Linked DNA regions of Homo sapiens: all the other regions are linked to region 2. A link is a contact called in ENCODE Hi-C or POLR2A ChIA-PET data. All regions are on one chromosome and are shown on one strand. Each heading gives the region's core, a stretch centred on a gene start or an enhancer-like site at or near the end of the contact. The rest is flanking DNA. Distances are from core to core; before and after follow the strand shown.

Evidence for each region. A loop is a pair of places that touch in the nucleus more often than their neighbours do. ChIA-PET counts read pairs that join two places held with the same protein, here RNA polymerase II (POLR2A). Pooled maps may share reads with other maps.
Region 1: a map of natural killer cell shows a loop between it and region 2 (7-fold over the local background). The contact joins the enhancer-like site here to the promoter of RUNX1 in region 2. A Hi-C loop is called at or near these places in 1 of 168 maps with a recorded cell type or tissue (natural killer cell), 2 of 37 single-sample maps with no recorded cell type and 5 of 50 pooled maps.
Region 3: a map of CD8-positive, alpha-beta T cell shows a loop between it and region 2 (6-fold over the local background). The contact joins the promoter of LINC00649 here to the promoter of RUNX1 in region 2. A Hi-C loop is called at or near these places in 2 of 168 maps with a recorded cell type or tissue (CD4-positive, alpha-beta memory T cell and CD8-positive, alpha-beta T cell), 1 of 37 single-sample maps with no recorded cell type and 11 of 50 pooled maps. POLR2A ChIA-PET finds 5 or more read pairs at or near these places in 1 of 52 experiments (activated CD4-positive, alpha-beta T cell).

The regions. Positions count from the first base shown.
Region 1 is chr21:34,020,387-34,024,847 of GRCh38, forward strand. All of the region lies in intron 2 of LOC105372790 (a long non-coding RNA gene), which reads left to right. Among named protein-coding and RNA genes, the nearest start is that of MRPS6, 51 kb to the right of the region's middle. RefSeq lists an enhancer at 95-274. Within about 2 kb of position 2,690, at least 7 of the 41 ENCODE cell types and tissues checked have a DNase peak (open chromatin) inside an H3K27ac peak, as active enhancers do; they include natural killer cell, where a contact is called at or near this core.
Region 2 is chr21:35,046,600-35,050,862 of GRCh38, forward strand. RUNX1 (RUNX family transcription factor 1) reads right to left here and starts at 2,703. Exons shown (of 9, transcript NM_001754.5): 1 at 2,569-2,703; 2 at 2,243-2,359. The coding sequence starts at 2,300. RefSeq lists enhancers at 661-720, 1,926-2,065, 2,426-2,545.
Region 3 is chr21:33,928,468-33,932,612 of GRCh38, forward strand. LINC00649 (long intergenic non-protein coding RNA 649) reads left to right here and starts at 2,655. Exons shown (of 3, transcript NR_038883.2): 1 at 2,655-3,275. RefSeq lists an enhancer at 2,308-2,949.

The DNA.
Region 1 (4,461 bases), core at 1,440-3,939, 1.0 Mb before region 2:
CTTGATGAATAGCCGTTAAGCAAATAAACGAATTTGAAGGCAAATTTGTGGAATCCCAGCCAGTGCCTCTGCCTCCACCCTGCAGAGGCCACCCTTCTAAGGTTCAGAGGGCTCAGCAGCATCTGCTTAGAGTAGAGCTGGCAAGAAGGGGGAGGTGTTGTCGTAGAAATTACTAGAACATTTCAGGATTTATTCATTCTCTGTCTACATTTTTGTCTCTCTTGGGGCAGTGCCCATTTCCCTGGGGAAACTATCATTTCAATAACTGGTGATAACATCTGTCTTTAAACTTGTGAACCACTTGTAGAGATGTATTTCAGAAGGGAACTAAGGCTTCCGGTTTTAGGGCAGTTTCTTCCAAAATCATTGAAGTTGCTTTCTTACTCAATCCTGGCTACAGGTTTGAATTGTGCAACAAAATGTATCCCCCAACAGACTACTGTACAAATTATGCCCTCCATTGGGAGGTGAATTTTTTTCCCCTGTCAAAGTTACTTAACTTAAAAAAATTGGGATTTGATGTATTTCTCTTTCAAAATCAGATAAAGCCATCAATTTTATGTACATTTGGCCAGCTCTCAAGAGTGGGACAGGGGTATTCTAGAGAGGAAGCATTCTCTGCTCAGTAAGGCATGTTTTCGATTTTCTGGTTGTGGGGTAAAATTAATGATATCTTTCCTTCTGTATTAATCAACTCAGATTGCCGTAAGAAGATACTATAGATTGTGTGGCTAAACCAACAGACATGCATTTTTCACAGTTCTGGAGGCAGGAAGGTGAAGGTGCCAGCTGATTGGCTTCCAAGTAAGGCCTCTCTTCCTGACTTGCAGATGGCCGCCTTCTCGCTGTGTCCTCACATGGCCTTTCCTTAGTTTGTGCATATAGCAGGGCTGGGGTGGGAGTTGGGAGTGAGGGAGAGAGAGAGGAATTTCTCTTCCTCCTCTTATAAGGCAACCAATTCTATTGGGTTAGGGCCCCACCCTTCTGACCTCATTTAACCTTAATTATCTCCTAAATGCCCTATCTCCAGATACAATCTCACTGTGGGGATTGAGGCTTCAACATATAAATTTTGAGGACAACACAATTCAATCCCTCTCCTGGGACCCTGAGAACCATCCCATGTGACCTGATACTGTGAAAGTTTGCAAGCTGACTGCAAATATTGTTCAATCTGGTTTTGAGACCATGATTAACATGCTTCCATGTAGGAAGATCCCAAACTCTATTCTTTAGTTTCAAGTCCTTGCACACATGAGGAAAAAATTGTGTGCATTGTGCAGCAGTTAGTAGTTTTTCTGAATATTCCATACAGTAATAATAGCTTTGCTTAAAAGGTACCAGACACCCTACTACACCTTTTGTATCTCTAAGCATTTTGTATTATCTTTTAATCCTTTTCACAACCTTGTGACAGATGAAACAGTTATTATTATTCCCAGTTTATGGATGAAGAAACTCAGGTTTAGATAAGCTAGGTAACTTGCTCAAGAGAACACAACTAGGAAATGACTCAATTCAGGTTTGAACCCAGCACTGTGTAATTCCAAGGTATTCTCCTAACCACACTCCGTGTCTCCCAGTTGTTGATGAAACGTATACTTCCAAATACTTCATTCCACAATCATCAGGAATGATGGTTCAGCTTAATGCTTTAAAATTAACCTCTGGCTGAGAAGAAGTTAATTCAGTTTGGTTTAGTTCTTGCTTTTATTCAGATTTATCTTATCCATGTATTTTGGTTAGTAACCATTGAGGCAAAGGGATATTGCTCTGAAAAGCCACTCCTAACTTAAAACATTTTGCTTTTATTAGAATGTCAAAAAGGTTTTTGGTAAAAGACACTTCTAAAAAAAATCAGTGGAGAATGGTAATGGTGCCATTTCCCATTCTGTAATTTATTTTAATGACTGTCTTCTCTCATCTGTGTCGAGAGTGTCCTAAGGCAATTTTATGGGTTTTTTTAATTAAAAATTTTGCTCACTTTTCAGAAACCAAAAGAGAAAACTATCACAGAAAATGTTTTTCTCTTCTGTTTGTTCTGTGTTTCAAGTACTATGTTTCTATCATGATTAAAGTCATTTTTTTTTTGTCAAAGAAGTCCAGCTGTTTGAACCATCTGAACCGGAAGAGTGGAAAGGAATTGAGGTGTTTCTCCCTCCTTCTAGAAAGTTAAGGGTAGCAGAATTTGAACACCACAAGCCTCAGAGAGAAGTGACAGAGGTGAGGACAGATGACCTAATTGGTTATTCCTAGTTATTAGAATTAGGCGGCTTATCTCTTTTTTCCTAAATGTTTATACCTATGGGAGAATTTTCCAGCTTCCTGGGAACACAATTTTTTTTCTTTCTCGAGAGAGATAAGTGTGTTTACTCTCTGCAGTATCTATTCAACTGCAAGGAAGTATTGCAGGGCAGAAGCAAGCTCTTCAATACAAAGCAGCTCATTTCAAAGCATCCAGGCTTACTTTTGTTGTCTGTGCCTATTCATCCTATAAACTGCTCTTCATCAAAATAGTTAACTCTCCCCTGTTCTGCCCCCATCCACTCTTGAGAATGAGGGGATGGCAGGAAACCATCAATACAAAAATCTATGTGGCAACAACAACCATTTGGCCTGTTGAGAGGTGCTTATGCAGAAAGAAACACAAGAAAACAAAGAGGAAGTGTGTGAACTTCTGACCCTCTTTGCCACATGCCATTTGGTGGGTGGGTGGCATGAGCAAGCATCCTGCAGTGGGTGTTTTTATGGGACCAAGTGACAAAGAGCCAAACAGGGTGAGAACTCATGAGTAGCAAGTGGAAAACTACCAAGAGCTGTCCCATCACTCCTGCAACAAACTTCACCTCGCTCAAGGGAGGGTAGCTGAGGCTCCCTTCTCCAAATCCTGCAAGACACAGGCACTCTGATGGGGCCAGCTCTTCACTGCATGGGAGGGCTTTTGTTGAACAGTGAGTTTCTGTGCCCCGCTCCCTTTTTGGCCCCTTTTGCCCAAGTGGAGTGACACTTTATCAATTGGGGGGGCAGGCAACGAATAGAGGATATTAATGATTGCTAACGGACCCCCATCTGCTGTTCCGCCTGCAGCTTTTATGAAACCCACATTTTAAAATTAACACATGGAAAAGACAGTCTTAGCTCAAAAGTGTCAGCTAGGAAAGGAATTCAATTGATCCCCACTCTGTAGTTGTCTGAGTGGATCTGCTAAATGTGGACTTGCAGGAGGGCAAGAATTGTTCTGAAAACTGATATGAGAACACAGGCCAGCCTGTGCAGTGGCTACATCAAGGAATTCCAGAAGGTTTTACCTTTGGATTTAAATGTTGGCTTTAGCATTTGGTGGAAGTTTTCTGGGGAGATGAGAATATGATAACTCAGGGAGGAACAGTAAAAATTGGCTGAGGACGGCTAATGCCCTGGGGTTAGTGGTTTGCGTTTTCTTAGAACATGCAGGAAGGCAGGGGGCTTTTCTAGAAAGCACTCTGGGTCTGAAGATGTGAGAGCTGTGATTGAGCTGGGTTTAGCCTTTATTGTGACACTCTGGGCAAGAAACTTAACTTTTCTGAGTGTCTGTTAAAAGGTGACAATAAGACCCACATCTCTCAAACGAGACAGTGGGTGAGAAAGTGATTTGTAACACAGGACATTACAATAAATACTACATAAATTTTTTGTATAATAAAACTTGTAAATAATGTAGGCTGTCAATGCATCCGTTTGTTCAAGGAACATATATCTACAAGGAGCTGTTGATATACAATAAATAACAGACTCAGTCTCTGTCCTCACAAAGTTTACAGTTGACACTCACACGCAAACACAAAAGTCCTTTAAAGTGCGGTAAGTGCTATGATGGGTAAATAAAGGCTTCATAGAAGTTTATAAAGATGACGCCTACCCTGGTCTTGGGAAATTTCCAGGAGGCTTCCAGGAGGGAGTAATGTTCAAGCCAGGCTTAAATGCCATCTCCTCGGTGAGGACTCTCATGTACTGCTTAGTTAAAAACTTAACCCCTTACCCTCCTGTTTTATTTTTCTTTAAAGCACTAGCGCTATCTGATGCACTCCCTGTATTCACTTGCTGATAGTTTGTGTCTGTCTCTCTTAACCAAAGTGGAAGCTCATGAAGTGAGATATTTTTCTGTTTTGTTTTCTACCGCATCCTCTGCGCCTAGGATAGGTTATGACACATAGCAGGCACTCAAGATATGTTTGTGGAATAAATGAATATAAAATGTAAGTGTGATTTGGGCAGCCAGGAGAGCTGGAAATAATATTCCAGGAGCAGAAAACCATAAGCAAAGACCAGGAGGCCAAGTGTAGGTGGCTTGGTTTGGCTGGAGTATTAACATGTGAGGGTGGAATATGGAGAGATCAGACTGGGGAAGTAGGTAAGGCCAGATGGTGAAGGGTCTTGTAAGCCAAGTTCAAGGGCTTGGACCTTATTCTGAGGGTTGTAAGG
Region 2 (4,263 bases), core at 1,453-3,952:
TAAGATGATGACCAAACGGTATCAAAAGAAATGATATTTTGCTACCTCTCCGGCTTGGGTGAATGATGTGGACAGTTAACCTGGACAATTTAAACCTTTATGTTGATGGATCACTTGGATGAAATTAACCAGGAAATTGCCAAGATTTCACTTGGCCCTCTGACATCAAATCTCAATATTATATTACCAAATTAGAGATTCTAAAGAACCCTGAGTTCCTTTCACTGAAAGGAAGGAGTGGAAAAACCTTTCCAGATGATCCCTTTTGAGTCTTGGTGCGAGCTCAGGCCCTCCCTACACTGCCTCCGTGAAAGCTAACCGACCCTTGTTCCTAACCTAGCGCAGGTCAGCTGAGTGTCCATCGGGCACAGGAGCCCTGGGCTTGTCCGGGAGATAGCCAGACTCCTGCTATTTCCTGATGTCTGCATAGCTCAGCGTGTCCCTCACCATCTTTGCCGTTGGCCAGTAAGGAGAGCCCCAGGGGCCAGCACTGCACACTGAAACCCAACCTATTGCTCAATGGAATGCTTAAAAATTTCCTGAATCTGCCTTCCTGAGTTGATAAAATAGGAAACAATACACGTTCTGAGGGGGTACTGAAAGCAGAGTAAAGCCAGGAAGATCTTTTTTTTCTGTTATTCTATACAAATATTGCTTCCTCTGCTTGTTAGCAGCCCAGAGGAAATGCAGCCAGGGAGCCGTTTGCAGCTTTTCACCAGTGGCCGGTGTCTCTGTGTTACCAACCAAACGACGCTGCAAGACTAGTGACTAACGCACGTCTGCATGATTCAACTTCACTAAAATTCCCTCTGCTGCCAGTAAAGAAGCACTTGAAAACTCTTTAATTTGAAACTTGAGCTTGGTTAATGACTTGTTTTCTTCTCTTTCTCTTTAACTTCTCTCTTGCCATCTCCAACACACACACACACACACACACACACACACACACACACACACACACACTCTCTCTCTCTCTCTCTCTCTCTCTCTCTCTCTCTCATCAAGTTTTTTAATTTCAGGGACCCGGAAACATACAGCCCCGTGCATTCACAATAGCATTTGCTGTGATAAAGTGGCCGGCAAGCCCTCTGCATTCCCCTGCTCACTTAGCTGTATGAATAAATAATGAGTCACAGATACAATTTGGGTGCTCAAGAGAGTTTGTAGCCAGAAAATTAATTATTCTCCCATCCCAGCCCACTCCATCTCAGCTTTGCCAAACCATCAAGATACACTTTGCAGGCACTGGTCAGAGTGCGTGCCCCGACGCACACGGCAATGCCTTTGAGACATTTTATGTTATTATTTTTGTTTGTTTAAGCACAGCCCTCTTTTACCACGAAAGATACACAAGACGCACATGCACACACATACTCACACACTCACAGCTCAACCACAGCTTTGTCCATTTCAAGAGGCTGGTTTCAAAAATGGAGACAGGTTTTCCACCCTGGCTGTTCCTATTCATAAGCCTGTAATCTAACGACTTAAGCTGCGAGAATGCTTAACTCGGGAAACTTCTCTATTGCCCTTTTCCAGAGAGACCTCGGTATGCCACAATTTGCTTCCTTTCTCTCTTGAAAGATGCTGGTTGTCTCTTTGCATTGAGGCTACAAGGAAAAACACAGCACAGCCCCATGCTGATGATTTTAACCTAACCAAGTCTGTCAGTCTCCTGTACTCTCTGCCTTATAGAGACAGCTGCCTTGCCACTTTGGCCCTGAAGTCCCCAGGCTGGTGCAAGGCTATCTGAGAGCCTCCGCCTCCTGCCCCACACTGGCACCAGCCCTCCTGGCTGGCTCTGTGCATGTGCCTGCTAAGCCCCAGGGCAGGCTGCATTCTGGGCCACACAGCATGCCGAGTTAAGGATAACTCAGACACAGGCATTCCGGGCAAGGGACAGCAAAATAAAACCCAGGGAGCTTCGTGCAAGCTTCATAATCTCTAAGCCTTTAAACAAGACCAGCACAACTTACTCGCACTTGACAAAGTTCTCACGCACCGACTGAACACTCCAACAGCATAACTAAGTATTTATTAAAACATTTCTGAAGAGCTTCCATCTGATTAGTAAGTAATCCAATAGACTTGTAATCATATGCCTCAGTTTGAATTCCTCTCACAAACAAGACAGGGAACTGGCAGGCACCGAGGCATCTCTGCACCGAGGTGAAACAAGCTGCCATTTCATTACAGGCAAAGCTGAGCAAAAGTAGATATTACAAGACCAGCATGTACTCACCTCTCATGAAGCACTGTGGGTACGAAGGAAATGACTCAAATATGCTGTCTGAAGCCATCGCTTCCTCCTGAAAATGCACCCTCTTCTGAAGGCGGGGGACTCAATGATTTCTTTTACCTTCGGAGCGAAAACCAAGACAGGTCACTGTTTCAGCCTCACCCCTCTAGCCCTACATCTCTCTTTCTTCTCCCCTCTGCTGGATACCTCTGGGACTCCCCAAGCCCTATTAAAAAATGCACCTTTGTAAAAACAAATATTCAAATTGTTAAAGATTAAAAAAAAAAAAAAAGCCAGCGCCGCCTTGGCTGTGGGTTGGTGATGCTCACCACGCTGCGAAACCCTGTGGTTTGCATTCAGTGTGATTCGTCCTGCCTGCTGACCACTATGCTGGGTTCAGACTTCTGACACTGCCAGGCTACCCAACTTGTGGTTCTGTGGTTGTTTATGAGGCCCAAAGAAGTTTTCACACAACCCAAATTACAAATTTAACTGTTCCCCTTTCCACAGCCCATCTCAATTGGTTCTTGCCAATCATGTGACTTAAGTGATGTCAATTTTTTTTTTTCTTTTCTGAGCAATGCCCTTCCTTCCCTCCACCTGCCCTCCCCCAGGCTGTGCAAGAAAATAGCCGAGTAGACTTTGCAAGAGGGGGGGATGTAGAAAAAAGTGACTCAGTCACTTATTATATCTCAATGGTCTTTGCTGATTTAGTACAACTCGGCTCCTGTTGTTATTTGTGGTTTTTGGAACTACTGATTATTTTGATAAAGATTTCATTGCTGCTTATTCAATAGTAATTCAACGCTGGCATCAAGCCGCTGCTCCGACAGGATGTGGATCCCATCATTTAAAATGCTAGGCATCAGCTCCGGGAGAGTTAAGTCCTTGGTAACGTCTATCATGGCATAAGTGAAACTATAAAAGGGAAAAATAAATAAAAAGAAATGTTTTGGTGAGAGTCTGACCCCTACAACGGGCTGGCAACTCACAGGTATTTTAAAGCCTGGGAAAGGGAAAGAATTTTACTTTTGAAATAAAAGGACTGTTTTAATGAAACCAAAATTATGTGGTTTTATTCCCCCTAAATGGACAACTTTAGTATGTATCTCTTTCAGTAAAGAGATAAAATCATAGTACAGTCTTAACACACACACACACACACACACACACACACACACACACACAAATTAGGAAGCTAAAGGAAAACAAAGCAGAGAGAATTTCTGTATTTGGGACAAAGCAGTGGTTACTCTGCAGATGTTTATTTGTATTGTCACTTGGGAAAGCTCCCTGTATTGCCTTTCTCTAGTTCAATTCAAATCAATAGGCTAATTTACACCTGTAGGTAAAACTACACTTTGAGCACATGAGGATGCCACAATAGAAGGGGAACCAGGAGGAGACACTTCTCCTGGGGCTGACTAATGAATATTATATAGCGCGTCCTCTACCTTAGAAAGACATGCCTGTTTGAAGATGCTAAAAACAGGATAATTTTGTAAGTGGGCAAACCACTGTGGTCACACGTATTTCATTTTCCGGCCCCACTGGCTTTACCTGCTGACAACTAAAACGTCATTTTGTTTTGTAGTTCCAAGATGAAGAAAGGCTTATTTTCCTGATTTACTACCTTATTCATTTGGCTCTGCTCTGCCTACATCCGCCATAGCACTCTGCGCACGTGAAATTTCGACACATAGGGTCAAGAGAACCTGTGTGATGATGGGTTGTAAATGCCAGTCCTGGATTCTAAGCTGCAGTAGCCAGCACAGGCACTTCAGAAAGGCTGAACTCCCACAACACTCCCTCGGTTTTCCCTCATCCACTTAATTTCACACACACAAAGACCCACAACGATAGTAGCTTCCATGGCACAAGTCTTTCAAAAGGAACAGACACAATTTTTACTTACTCCTGTTTTGACTAAAGCAGGAATTGAAACTCAACAGACCGCTTTCTCTTACACTTGTGAGAAGTTAGCTGGCCACATGTTGACACTGCTAACATCTAAAAAAGAATAA
Region 3 (4,145 bases), core at 1,405-3,904, 1.1 Mb before region 2:
TTTATTGCGTCTATTAGATTCTTCTCTCTTTTTTTCTTTATTAGTCTTGCTAGTGGTCTATCAATTTTGTTGATCCTTTCAAAAAACCAGCTCCTGGATTCATTAATTTTTTGAAGGTCAGTTCTGCTCTGATCTTAGTTATTTCTTGCCTTCTGCTAGCTTTTGAATGTGTTTGCTCTTGCTTTTCTAGTTCTTTTAATTGTGATGTTAGAGTGTCAATTTTGGATCTTTCCTGCTTTCTCTTGTGGGCATTTAGTGCTATAAATTTCCCTCTACACACTGCTTTGAATGCGTCCCAGAGATTCTGGTATGTTGTGCCTTTGTTCTCATTGGTTTCAAAGAACATCTTTATTTCTGCCTTCATTTTGTTATGTACCCAGTAGTCATTCAGGAGCAGGTTGTTCAGTTTCCATGCAGTTGAGCGGTTTTGAGTGAGATTCTTAATCCTGAGTTCTAGTTTGATTGCACTGTGGTCTGAGAGATAGTTTGTTATAATTTCTCTTCTTTTACATTTGCTGAGGAGAGCTTTACTTCCAAGTATGTGGTCAATTTTGGAATAGGTGTGGTGTGGTGCTGAAAAAAATGTATATTCTGTTGATTTGGGGTGGAGAGTTCTGTAGATGTCTATTAGGTCTGCTCGGTGCAGAGCTGAGTTCAATTCCTGGGTATCCTTGTTGACTTTCTGTCTCGTTGATCTGTCTAATGTTGACAATGGGGTGTTAAAATCTCCCATTATTAATGTGTGGGAGTCTAAGTCTCTTTGTAGGTCACTCAGGACTTGCTTTATGAATCTGGGTGCTCCTGTATTGGGTGCATATATATGTAGGATAGTTAGCTCTTCTTGTTGAATTGATCCCTTTACCATTATGTAATGGCCTTCTTTGTCTCTTTTGATCTTTGTTGGTTTAAAGTCTGTTTTATCAGAGACTAGGATTGCAACCCCTGCCTTTTTTTGTTTTCCATTTGCTTGGTAGATCTTCCTCCATCCTTTTATTTTGAGCCTATGTGTGTCTCTGTATGTGAGATGGGTTTCCTGAATATAGCACACTGATGGGTCTTGACTCTTTATCCAATTTGCCAGTCTGTGTCTTTTAATTGGAGCATTTAGTCCATTTACATTTAAAGTTAATATTGTTATGTGTGAATTTGATCCTGTCATTATGATGTTAGCTGATTATTTTGCTTGTTAGTTGATGCAGTTTCTTCCTAGTCGCGATGGTCTTTACATTTTGGCATGATTTTGCAGCGGCTGGTACCGGTTGTTCCTTTCCATGTTTAGCGCTTCCTTCAGGAGCTCTTTTAGGGCAGGCCTGGTGGTGACAAAATCGCTCAGCATTTGCTTGTCTGTAAAGTATTTTATTTCTCCTTCGCTTATGAAGCTTAGTTTGGCTGGATATGAAATTCTGGGTTGAAAATTCTTTTCTTTAAGAATGTTGAATATCGGCCCCCACTCTCTTCTGGCTTGTAGGGTTTCTGCCAAGAGATCCGCTGTTAGTCTGATGGGCTTCCCTTTGAGGGTAACCCGACCTTTCTCTCTGGCTGCCCTTAACATTTTTTCCTTCATTTCAACTTTGGTGAATCTGACAATTATGTGTCTTGGAGTTGCTCTTCTCGAGGAGTATCTTTGTGGCGTTCTCTGTATTTCCTGAATCTGAACGTTGGCCTGCCTTGCTAGATTGGGGAAGTTCTCCTGGATAATATCCTGCAGAGTATTTTCCAACTTGGTTCCATTCTCCCCATCACTTTCAGGTACACCAATCAGACGTAGATTTGGTCTTTTCACATAGTCCCAAATTTCTTGGAGGCTTTGCTCATTTCTTTTTATTCTTTTTTCTCTAAACTTCCCTTCTCGCTTCATTTCATTCATTTCATCTTCCATCACTGATACCCTTTCTTCCAGTTGATCCCATCGGCTCCTGAGGCTTCTGCATTCTTCACGTAGTTCTCGAGCCTTGGTTTTCAGCTCCATCAGCTCCTTTAAGCACTTCTCTGCATTGGTTATTCTAGTTATATATTCTTCTAAATTTTTTTCAAAGTTTTCAACTTCTTTACCTTTGGTTTGAATGTCCTCCCGTAGCTCAGAGTAATTTGATCGTCTGAAGCCTTCTTCTCTCAGCTCGTCAAAGTCATTCTCCATCCAGCTTTGTTCCGTTGCTGGTGAGGAACTGCGTTCCTTTGGAGGAGGAGAGGCGCTCTGCATTTTAGAGCTTCCAGTTTTTCTGTTCTGTTTTTTCCCCATCTTTGTGGTTTTATCTACTTTTGGTCTTTGATGATGGTGATGTACAGATGGGATTTTGGTGTGGATGTCCTTTCTGTTTATTAGTTTTCCTTCTAACAGACAGGACCCTCAGCTGCAGGTCTGTTGGAATACCCTGCCGTGTGAGGTGTCAGTGTGCCCCTGCTGGGGGGTGCCTCCCAGTTAGGCTGCTCGGGGGTCAGGGGTCAGGGACCCACTTGAGGAGGCAGTCTGCCCGTTCTCAGATCTGCAGCTGCGTGCTGGGAGAACCACTGCTCTCTTCAAAGCTGTCAGACAGGGACATTTAAGTCTGCAGAGGTTACTGCTGTCTTTTTGTTTGTCTGTGCCCTGCCCCCAGAGGTGGAGCCTACAGAGGCAGGCAGGCCTCCTTGAGCTGTGGTGGGCTCCACCCAGTTCCAGCTTCCCGGCTGCTTTGTTTACCTAATCAAGCCTGGGCAATGGCGGGCTCCCCTCCCCCAGCCTCGCTGCTGCCTTGCAGTTTGATCTCAGACTGCTGTGCTAGCAATCAGCGAGACTCCGTGGGCGTAGGACCCTCCGAGCCAGGTGTGGGATATAGTCTCGTGGTGCGCCGTTTTTTAAGCCCGTCGGAAAAGCGCAGTATTCGGGTGGGAGTGACCCGATTTTCCAGGTGCGTCCGTCACCCCTTTCTTTGACTCGGAAAGGGAACTCCCTGACCCCTTGCGCTTCCCAAGTGAGGCAATGCCTCGCCCTGCTTCGGCTCGCGCACGGTGCGCGCACCCACTGACCTGCGCCCACTGTCTGGCACTCCCTAGAGAGATGAACCCGGTACCTCAGATGGAAATGCAGAAATCACCGTCTTCTGCGTCGCTCACGCTGGGAGCTGTAGACCAGAGCTGTTCCTATTCGGCCATCTTGGCTCCTTATTCTCATTACCTTCTTGAGTTGTGGCTCAGACACTACAACAGAGCTCTGTCACCTCTTTCTAAAAGCTGGGAAATGGTTATTGTCAACGCCAGCCCCATTTTGGAGGCACCTGGTTGCAGGGGACCACAGCTAGGTGAGTCACAACTGGGTGTCTTCATCAGGGGGTTTACAAGGGAAGACAGACTAGTGATTTTAGAACAATCAGCAATCAGGGCACATTGGCAAGCAAGCACAGAGCAAGATTTATTTTATAAAAAAGAGCGTTTATGTTTGGTTCAAACAAAAATGTGAGAACGGCCGAGGCTTTGTAGGAGTTCACCACGAAAAAGGAAATTACATGGTAAAAAAAAAAAAAAGAAAAAAAAGAAAGATAAATTCTACATTTTTTTCTTTATATAATTATTTAGCTGGAGCAAAAGTGAAAGTAAAAGTTGGGGCAAGGAAACACATTCAGATGTGGGGAAGTGCTCCCAGAACGTGGGACAGCGAGTGGCGGAGTCCGATTTTGAAATGCTCCAGAGAGAATATGATCTTCCTGGACCCCACAGTGGGATGCACCACCCCAAAAACCATTGGCAAAGTTTGGTGACAGAGGAATCATTTTGTTTCTTTTTATGCATAAAGAACACACAGAAAGGAACACTTGCTTTGAGGATCCTGGTAAATCAGGCTGGTGTTCTGTTGGGGCAGTGCAGTTTGGTACAAGGAAGTGGTCACTGCTGACCCCACGGAGAGGCTGGGAAAAGCGTAGATGAGGTGACTGGAGAATAAAGGAGGCTTTTTCTAGCTCAAGGTTTAAAGGCAGCCACAGTGTCTGTAGCAGATGAATTAGTGTGACCTTGGAGATGGCCCCTTGACCCGAAAGTGGTAAAGAATGCCATACTTTTCATTTTGCAGGACACCTCCTTGGGGGAGGCTGGGCTGGTAGCATATTTCTACGGGCTTATGGTTCTGTGGATAGAATTGTAGGGCTGGATAAAAGCACTGGCTATTTTGAGTTTTT